Regions from separate parts of the Homo sapiens genome. Here region 1 is linked to region 2. The links are chromatin loops, found by intact Hi-C in ENCODE. Cell type or tissue: mammary epithelial cell. All regions are shown on one strand. Each heading gives the region's core, and the rest is flanking DNA. Links, peaks and the distances in the headings are about the cores only.

Region 1 (5,388 bases), core at 81-5,080, 84 kb before region 2:
GAGTCTGTAGTCAGGCTTTTACAAATGGTAAAAGAAGCTACTTTTGTGTATTAGGTTTAATGGGTGATTTTTATTCTTTTGTCTGTATTTTCTGAATTTCCTGCAACAAACACATAATCTTTTGCAATAAGAAAAATAATAACTTATTAAGGATTTTGGTGTCCTGGGTCTGCTATCAGATAGCTATAAATCAAAGGGTCTGTGAGCATTAGCTTCTTCATCTGAAAAACGGCAAGAACTTGAGCAAATGATCTCTGAGGCTCCTTCTGGCTCTAAAATTCTATAATTTCATAAAATAAACAATTTTAAAAATTGTGGAAGAAAAGGGCCAATCCTTTCCTTTCCCTCTATCTCTCGCACAGACCAGCAGGACAACAGAACCTCAACAAACATCTAGTGACTGGCTGTCTCACTGATTAGTGAAAGACCATAAAGTCAACTCAAATATTGCCTTCGGATAAGCGTAAACACTGTTGCTTGTACTAGGAAAAAGTCCAAATAGAGTACCAGGAGAACTAGTGGTACAAATAGTCCTGACACTATCTCAAGCCTTCTGGACTTAAAAAGATTTGCTCTGAAGCCCTGGGCCTCAGTTTCTCAATCTATAAAATGGGGAAATTGTGTTCTCAACTCATGTTCTAAAATAGTATGAATCAACAAGAAAAAGCAAGTGTACTACCGGCATCTTCTTACTTTACTAACACGAAGCAAATATTTATTAACTAATGTTGATTCAGTAGATGCTACTTCACTGATTCCTACCATAGATAAGAAACTTCTATAGTCATTTGAGAAATTTCTTTGAGAAAATGTACAATAAATGATTTTCAAGATGACAAATTGCAGTGGGAAATTTCCAAAGGGGTAAGTACAGGCCACAGGTTAAAAAATTACAGCAAATCAAATTTTATAAGAAGTATCTTATGTGGAAAAATCATTTGTGGGAAAGACTCTTTCCTGCTTGGGAACTTCCCTTGTATAGCATCTCACTCAAGCAAATCAACACAACAAAACCCACTTCTCTTGCCCTCCTGCTCTCTTGAGGAAGGGCTCTGATGGGAATGCAAAGTGAAGATGCCACTAACAGCCATCAAAGCTCAATATATGGAAGAAATCTACAGAAAGAGGAAGCAGAACAAAGAGGAAGAATGAACACAGACTACAGAAAGGGAGAGGTAGAAATGAGTGTGAGGTCAACAGGAAGAAATTTCTCAGACAAGATGAAGACTAAAATCCGCATCTCATGCAGTAATAGCTGAATAAATTCCAGGAATATATGGCATTTGTTTTAGGACAAGTGGTTTGCTGAGATTAACAGGTAAATTCTAAAACCACAAGATTCCAGGCCATCACGTAGGGTACAAGGAGGCTGCAGCGCAGTATCGTTCAATTCATCTACCACAAAAAAAGAACAGTTACGTCCCACTAAAAGGAGGTTGGGGGGAAAGAAAAAGCACGAAACTCTCCGTGTCTAATAGAGCAATATGTGGACTTTACGATCCTAAATAAAGAGAAAAGTAGAAAGCAGGTTCTGTCATGGTTGTTAGGTGTGGGGTCACTGTGCTTAGTATGAAAAAGAGAGCCCTACACACTAAAGATAGCACCCCGGGGCACCAGCAGAGAGCAGAGGGAATCCAGGGGAAGACAGCCTGGCTCTGTCTCTCCTCAAATCCCCAATACACCACTTCTGGGCAGAGGAAATCTAGAAACTTCAGCCTAAGAGACTGAAAGAATAGAAGGCCATCTATCCCATGTAACCAGTTGCCATCTTGTATTAGTACACTGGGAAACATTTGCCCTCTTTCACTTCTTCAAATGCCCGTGCATTGCTGGCTTTAACCATTACTCAGGACAAACGTTTCTATCTCTGGAAAACTATGTGTCAATTTTATTAATACTAATGGTAATAATTCAAAAAAAAATTGAACTTTACAGGAGCATTAAAATCAAATTAAAAATAAAAGAAATTGCTAACTTTATTGTTGAAAGAATCAATCAAGTGCCATACCCTCTCATGTACACCTCTTTTCAAGTACAAGACTCACCTTTCAAATTAGACCGACTGGCTGGCCTCCCCACATTATTCCTCTGATGTTTGGTTGACATGCGTTTCATCTGTCGAGGTGTGCTGGGGGGAGAGGTACCATAAAGATTCTCTGTATTTGTTTCATCGGAGAAGTCTTCTAGATCAGATTCAGGACTCTTGCAAGCTGAATCTCCCAATGTGCCCTCTTGCCTATGAAAGACAGTGTGCAGGGAAAATATTCAGCAACACAGTTAAGTGAATTCAAATTTACTTATAATTTTTTAAATAATTCTTTGTAAAACTTTTGTACAGAAAAATCTCTTCAGCACTGTGCTCCTCCTCATTTTTACCTGTGAAAACTCAAAAGGAGAACTTTTCTTTTGCTTGAAGAGAGTAATAATTGTGACTGCCGCTTCTCCTACCATGAACAAGGAGTACCACATGGGTAGAGCTGTTATGCTTTCTGTTTCTCTTGTTTATAGAGCTCTTTCTAACACAAATGAAATATAGAACTAAAAACTTACGCCTTAAGGAAAAACCAGCGAAGGACTAGAAGATACAAATCAGACAGAACTAAAAATGTACTTATGTGCTAGCTGCTGACAGCTTAATTGATGAGTGGGCAAGTTCAGTCCTGCTCTGAACTTCAGTGCCTCGCCTCTTTCTGTCTTTGAAACACACAGAAAACAGAATGTATAGGAGCACTTTGCTATGATCCACACAGCAAAGCACGAAGTACCAAGAAAGTATGGCAGGTCCATTTCCTAAGTTGTCTGATAAAAATTACAGTGCAGACATTATGTATGTATTTAATACCACTGAACCACTTGAAAATGATTAAAACATTAAATTTTATCTTATGTGTATTTTAACACAATAAAAAATTGGGAAGAAAAAAACCACAGTGCAGAACTCAAGGTGCAGGGGAGAAGGATGATGTAAAAGAGGAAAAACAAAATTGTTTCTTTTCACCTTCAAAATGCAATTTCTCATTAATTTGTTCTCTAAAAACACTGCCTGCCAATTCTCTATCCCTGGCCAACTTCTCAAATAATATCACTATTTTGACAAAGTTCAATTTCTCAAAGCTAACAAAATAAAATTTAATGATACAAATTGAGAGCAAATACAATTCTTAAAAAGTGAAACAGAAGGAATCAATCATGAAATTCTTTCCAAATATGTACCATCACAGTCTACCTCTTTCTGAACATTTATAAAATATGCTTTATATTTATATAAATATGCTTTATATTTTATAAACATAACTCCAAATTATATCCAGTATATAATCCATTTCTTCCTGGCAATTCATATCTTGATATAAAATCAAAGCTATTTCAAAGTCATAAGGGAAACAGAAAAGCTACTCTACAATGTATGATCCCATTATTACTGAATTAGATTGACAAAACTGCAGAAAATAAATTACCTTTTGAAAAATAAAAATATTGCAGAATTATAAAAATTTACAGTACTGAAATCTACAAAAGATCCCTAATAGGTCAAAAACTGATTTTTTAATAACTGCATTTTAAAGACCACTCTAAATACTTTATGAGAGTACACATGTGCTCCTAAACATATGTGTACACACAAGACATGCGAGTTAAATGCCCTGAAAGCTAACTTCAAACCATGTGCAAATTTAGAAATACGTTTTAAATGCACCTATTTCCTTAAACTACATTATTTAAGTCTCATAACATCACACAATAAAGTGTAATCTTACAGATTAACTTGAAATTTCTTACACCCACTTCTTCTATACTCACTGTGTAATAGTTGATTTGACTGATTAAAGAACATGGCTATAAGCACCAAAATCATTTATTTATTTTCCATGTGTTGCAGTGGTTAATAACACTGTTTGGAATGAAAAGCAGCATAGCCTTGGTGGTGTAGTAGACCCACGTTTAAATCCTAGCTGTACTGCCTATTAGCTGGGTGGACCTTGGACAAATTTTCTCTCTGTGTACATTTACAAAATAAGGATAATAAATACTTAGACTTATAAATACTTATTCCTATGAGGATTAAACCCAATAATGTACACTTAACAAAAGAGTCAGAATATAGTAAGTGTTCACTAAATGCTTGATACCATTCATATCACAGGCCTTGGGAGGTCACTGTGCTCAGTGAGGGAACCTGAGTTCTTGCTCATCTATCTGCTTCACCTTAAGAGAGAAGCTCACCTAGGAGTTGAGCATGGTGTAGGCCTGGAAGCACTTTTAACATCTGAAACATCTGCTGAATTCTTTCGAACTCAATATTATAAGGTTTCTGTTTTCATTTAATTTCCACACTTAATATACTTAAAGGAAACACTAAGAAAAGACTATATTTTATTACTTTTGAATCTCCAGGACTGTCCAGCATAGGGCTCTCATTCAGTGCTTTTCATAATAATGCACTTAACACATAAGAATGGTAACTGCCAGGAAACTATAGCATAAATGTTTAGTCAGTTAAATACATCAAAGCCAGACAGCAGTGAATAACAGGATAATTAGAAAAATGAAGTCAGATACGAAATAGCAAACAAAATCTCTTTCAAAACACATCCTTTGTGGTGAGGAGGAATGTGAACTCAGAAGCTAAGGCCATGTCTCAGCCGTCCTGGTGGGTGAAGCATCCATTATTGAATCTTTCTAAGACTATTAAGACTAATAATCTGGAATTTTAAAGGTCTACATTCTAACCATTTCAGGAAATTCAGTTGTAAAGGTGTTTTTAAAATTAAAGTAATGGAAACAAAGGGCTACGAAAAATATAAAATGGTCTGTTTTGCTAGTATCTAGCAGTACTGTGTGGATGATGAATTAATGCAATGCAGAGTGAAAGTGGAGGAGAATTGTTGTGAGGAGGGACTGATAATATCAAACCTCAGTGATCCAAATATCAAGCCCCCCGACCTGAGGAGCGTCACGATCTAAAAAGACAAGCACAGCTGATTTTTTAAAAATAAATAAAGAAGTACCTTTGTGGGATCTACATGCCATGGGAATTGAGTCCTGTGCTTTAGCAGATAAAGAGGGTCTAAGAAAGTACATATAATAAAAAGGCTAACTTTTATGAAGACTTTACATTGGGGACCCAGAAGAATATTTGTGTTGTGCTAACCTCCAACTGTAGACAAATTATTTCTCTACACATGGAAAAATTAATGTGGCTGTACTGTCAAATAAAAGTACAAGAATAAATCCTTGTAATAATTCTATAGAAGCTAACAGTCCCTTGTTTTCCGATCTGCATTTATTACAAAACCAAAAGTCATCTGTCTTATCCTTATACATTCACATAGACACAATGAACAACTACTGACTTCAAAGTATTTCTAAATTATCTAATTATTCTAG
Region 2 (5,388 bases), core at 149-5,148:
GTTTTTGGTTTTCTGGGTTTTTTTTGACTCCATAAAGTGCCTAATGTTTTCTTAGTCTCCTCTGTGCTGCTATAACAGAATACCCAAGACTGGGTAATTTATAAAGAGCAGAAATTTCTTTCTTTTTGTTTTTTGAGATGGAGTCTCTTTATTAAACAACTCCAACAAGGCTGTCATAAAAATATTGCAAAAAACTAACTGAAAATATATGGCTGATTCTTAATTATGATCTGAAATGGAACACAGTCCTTTAATACATATTTATTAATGTCTACCGTGTGCCAGGCAGTCTGCTGACTCTGGGAATGAACAATGAAGAAAGCAAACACAATTCATGTTGTCAGTTAGCTTATAGTCTAGTGAGGAAGACAGACAATGAAGTAATTAAAATGAAGTGCTACAATGTTCTTGTGGGGACGGTATGGCGCATTATGGGAGCAAGACAAAGATGTAAATTGTGTGTGTGTGTGTGTGTGTGTGTGTGTGTGTGTGCTGGGAGGTGGAGGGGAAGCCTCTCCCATCATCTGCCCTCAAAATGGACCCTGTTCCCTGCTCCTGTCTCTCCAGCCGTCAGTTCTTCTGAGCTCGAGTGGTTCGAGTCACTCTTGGCTGCTCTTGCTCCTTCACCCTTCATATCTCATCACTCAACAAGTTCTGCTGATCTGAAGGTTGTCACTTCTGGAGGCCATCTCCCCTTCCACTCCTAACACCATCTAGTTCATCATTCACCTTGACTACTAGAAGAGTCTCCCAGCTCTTCTCCAGGGTCCAGTCCTGCTCTCTTCAGTTCTGTCCTCTACACATTGATCTACCTAAAATGCACCTCTGACCACATGACTCCCCTGCTTTAAAACTTTTGATGGGCTTCCTATGGGCTAAAGATGAAGTCCAAGTTGATTAAAGTCCCAAAGCCTCCATGCACCAGCCCCGCCGACCTTTCCAACTCCCCCGCTTGCTCCTCCTTATCTCTCACTCCGTGTGCCAACAGGGCCAAACTACTGATAGGTCCTCAGGCGCATCACGCTCTTTAGTGCATTTGCTGTTGTGTCCCATGGGCCTGTCCCCACTGCCAGTACCACCCGCTTCCCACACGTGTCTTCCCCCTGCTTGGTTGGCCACGTGCTGGTGCTCATCCCCTTTGACTCAATTCAGGCGTCTTTGCTTAGGAAACCTTCCTTGCCTGCCCCACCCAGACCAATCTTCTCTGTGTTCTCAGAAAACCCTGTGCACACACTAACATTTGCATATTCTAAACCCTATTTTAATCATTTCTCTATGGCTCAGTTTCCCTCCTTAGCTTTTTTTTTTTTTTTCCTTCTTAGTTTGTGACCTACTGGAGGACAGGGATTACCTCCTTCACCTTTGCATGCCTCACCCCTGACATGGTCCTGATACAGAATAGGAGGTCAGGACACATTTGTTTAATGAAAGAATGGCTGTTGCAGATATTACATGTGGTTAATTCTCATCCCAAATCAGTGTGATATTAGTATACGAGCAAGTAAAATAATGGGGCTTTGGTTTCCCAAAAGGGGACTCCCAAAAAGGAATCATTGTTTTAAGCTTCCTGACAGTTGCTGATTTCAACGAGGTAGGTAATAATACATACATTTGTTTATATTTAAAAAACACAATGGTTCCCAAGGTTTCATTACAAAGGAACTATAAAATCAATATATACTCTGTTGAATCATTTTAAGTGCTAAAATATAGCACAACACCAGGCCCGAGTCATCATTTAACTTGTTTCTAGAGGAGCTGGAGGTAAACAAACTGGTAGGAGACTGGCACCAGGGCTGGTTCCGTGAATGACACACTGCCTGCTCATGTCATCATTCAAAATAGCAGATTACCAAAACAACACGCATTAACTTCAGATATCCCAGGCATTTGCTCCTTTCTCGTAAGTAGGTTTGCCTATCTTTAAAAGCAGTTCTTTTTGCAAACACTCTAGGGAAATTTAAAGAGGTCTCTGGAAGGAGAGAAATCCCAGGAAGTGTTTGGCCAGCAAGCAGAGGCCAGCCAGATTTTAAATGATTGCCAAAGAAAGCAAACTACCTACACAAAATCTACAAAGTTTGTAAATGAAAATTGACTGCACTCCTCTAACCTTGAACTTCACTTTACAAATTTGAACTTCAAATTACAAACTATACAATCACTATGAAGAAGTTCGTAAAGTCTTTTTTTTTTTTTGAGAGGGGAAAGGAAAAGAAGCATTTTATCATGAAAAGTACCGTAGATACCACTTCTCTTAATATAGCACACATGCTTAGTTTTAGCACAGTGACTATTTGGAGGATTTTTACACTGTACTTCAGTCGTGTTTATTTATAATATGGGTGTGGGGTAAAATATCAAACCACAATGCATTATATACATCCATGTGAACCTTTCCTCTCTGCCCAGAGCTATTTCTGCCGTCCTTCTTAAGCCTAAATTTAAAAAGTGATCTTGTCAAACTGTGATGAATTGTTACCTGAATGGCAAAGAACTTGCTAACTGGAGGTGGCTTCAGTCTTCTTTGAGTATTCTTTTATGTAACAAATTGAATATACTCTTTGTACTTCTGTACCCTCGAAGAAAGGGGAAGGTTTAGCAAAACAGTTGGATTATTCCCAAGAAAGCTTGAATGCATTTTTAAAAACATTTTTTACATGAAATATTGCTCTTAACCTAAAAAAATGAAACAGTATAGTTTGGCACAGCACTCATCTAAAAATAGGTCTTTGGTGAATAAGCTTTCTGCCCATAACACTGAGGCTGTGTGTTGCACTTGTGTGCACATGCCCAGAGTTGCCTGCGTGTTGTACCATGTAGTTGGAAAATAGTAACTTCAGCTAAAAAAAAAAAAAAAAAAAAAAAAGATTTAGAAAGAGGCCTTTGGTGAAATTCCTTAACAAAAACTAAAACTTAAATGTTTGTTGAAATGCTTTCAAGAAATTGTACACTTAGGAAATTATGGTTTTGTTTCATAAATGTGAAACCTCAAAATATATGAGATATAATCTAGAAAAATGAGTCTGGCCTTTTATATCTAAAGTAAAAAAATTTAAAAACGTTTTGCAAAACCTAAATATGTGACTTCTTTTAAAGACTGATTATCTTGTGCTATGCTGGCTCTAACTGGATTTCTAGATCTTCCCTGGCTGTTTTGTTTCTATCTACCTAGGGTTTTACTCTGTAGTGGGATGGTCCTTTTGCTTTGACGAAATTGCGGGGCGGAGAGGAAAGGAACTCAGGCAAATATATGTTGTAGTAGTGGTATGAGGTGTGTGAAGATATATTTTCAGTATAATTTTAGCTATAATGGACTTATATGTTAATTACTTTTCTAGATCATAAAATTATGAAAAGAAATCCTTTATGTAATTTTATTAGTATTTTTCTTTCAAAGGAAATATGAAAATAAACTAAGAGGCAAAAAAATGATTAACAGAGGGCTATGGATATGCCATTATAGGTTTAACAATAGTGTAAGTTGAAACTCTACTCATGTGCCTCACAAAAAAAGCAGACTGTGATTATCTGTAAATGTGCCTTTCCACTTTAATTAGTCCCGTATCTGTGAGTCTACATTCTTCTTGAAATTAAGATACCATTGAATAATAATGTAACTGGCCATAAGACCTCATCAAAAGCAACTGTAAAAGTATCTTCTAGATTTCACTAATTATATTCCCAATCTAGCAAACATACAAATTTGTACTTCTTTGCTCCACAGCTACTAAGCAATAGCTGTTGAAATCATTAAGGTACAAATTGAGGACAGGTGGCACACAGTGGCTCCTGCCTGTAAACCCAGCACTTTGAGAGGCCCAGGCTGGCAGATTGCTTGAGCTCAGGAGTTCGAGACCAGCCTGGGCAACATGGCGAAACCCCATCTTTACAAAAAATACAAAAAATTAGCTGGGCATGGAGGTGTGCACCTGTGGTCCCAGCTACTCGGGAGGCTGAGGTAGGAGGATTGCTCGAGCCTAAGAGGTGGAGGCTGCAGTGAGCCATGATAGCACCATAGCACTCCAGCCAGGGTGACAGCACAAGACCCTGTCTCAAAAAAACCCCAAACCAAAACCAAAACAAAACAAAACCTGAGGATATTCTGAGTTTTTATGATGTCTAGATTCCTAACAACAAATAAGGCATAGGAAACTCTGAGGTAGTTTCCACATGTGATACTGAGTTCTCTCTCTTTTTGGCTAGAAAAAAGTTTTGGTGATGCAAGGGGAAAGGGTTTCATTAAAAATGTGAATGAAAAATAAAAATATCCTGTTGCTTGATCTATATCATTCATTTCCTAGAAATGCTGGTAAATATTTTTATCTTTCTTCTGGGCATTGGCACATTGACACAGTTATAAGTAATCTTTGATCTGCAGATGCATAAAAGATAACATAGTTTGAACATACACTAGTCAAATAAAATTCTTTTGCTTTGGAAAATCCATTTCTGAGAAATCCAATAGATTACATATAGTTTTTTTTCTTTCTTTTTTTTTTTTTTTTTTTTTGAGGTGCAGTCTTACTCCATCACCCAGGCTGGAGTGCAGTGGCATGATCTCGGCTCACTGCAACCTCCGCCTCCCAGGTTCAAGCGATTCTCCTGCCTCAGCCTCCCAAGTAGCTGGCATTACAGGTGTGTACCACCATGTCTGGCTAATTTTTGTATTTTTAGTAGAGACCAGGTTTCCTCAAGTTGACCAGGGTGGTCTCGAACTGCTGACCTCAAATGATCCACCCACCTCGGCCTCCCAAAGTGCTGGGATTACAGATGTGAGCCACCATTACATATAGTTTTAATAGTTGCTCAAATACATACTTAATGTCACAGATAATTCTGATATTCAGAACATGCTGGTTGTTATAATGACACCAGAAAGCAATAGCAAATACTTTATGGTAGTAATGCCTCCGATCTCTTTATTTATTTATTTAATTTTGAGACAAGGTCTTGCTGTGTCACCCAGGCTGGAGTGCAGTGGTGCGATCATAGCTCACTGCAGCCTTGAACTCCTAGGTTCAAGGGATCTTCCCACCTCAGCCTCCCAAGTAGCTGGGACTACAGGCATGTGCCACCACACTCAGCTAATTAAAAAAATTATTTTGCAGAGAAGAGGTTTCACTATATTGCCCAGGCTGGTCTCCTGGACTCAAGCAATTCTCCCGCCTGGGCTTCCCAAAGTGCCAGGATTACAGGTGTGAGTCACCTTGCCTGGCTCTCATCTCTTTAATTAAATATTCATAAACCACTCCCCAGCAGCATTTTCTATACACATTCAGAGGATTTTTTTTGCCCTCAATTTCCTTATTTAAATGGCAAAGGCCAACTTATTGTCAATTATACCTTAAAGTCTTTTTTTATTCATTACTAGGATTTCTCCTTTAATAA

Evidence for each region. A loop is a pair of places that touch in the nucleus more often than their neighbours do. Peaks named below come from ENCODE experiments on the same cell type or tissue, not always from the same donor. Only the 100,000 strongest peaks of a DNase experiment are listed, where the experiment ranks them.
Region 1: a loop joins it to region 2, with 3 times the contacts of the local background. A loop is called at or near these places in 1 of 110 quality-filtered maps.

Annotation. Positions count from the first base shown.
Region 1 is chr6:161,031,107-161,036,494 of GRCh38, reverse strand. MAP3K4 (mitogen-activated protein kinase kinase kinase 4) reads right to left here. Exons shown (of 27, transcript NM_005922.4): 2 at 2,046-2,236. Among named protein-coding and RNA genes, the nearest start is that of MAP3K4-AS1, 41 kb to the right of the region's middle. In mammary epithelial cell, for the core only: no CTCF peak of the experiment used is centred there; a DNase peak (open chromatin) is centred at 2,654; H3K4me3 peaks cover 211 bases; H3K27ac peaks cover 2,268 bases.
Region 2 is chr6:160,947,108-160,952,495 of GRCh38, reverse strand. The region is part of intron 3 of LOC102724087 (a long non-coding RNA gene); the gene reads right to left. Among named protein-coding and RNA genes, the nearest start is that of MAP3K4, 42 kb to the left of the region's middle. In mammary epithelial cell, for the core only: no CTCF peak of the experiment used is centred there; DNase peaks (open chromatin) are centred at 1,775 and 2,775; H3K27ac peaks cover 2,033 bases.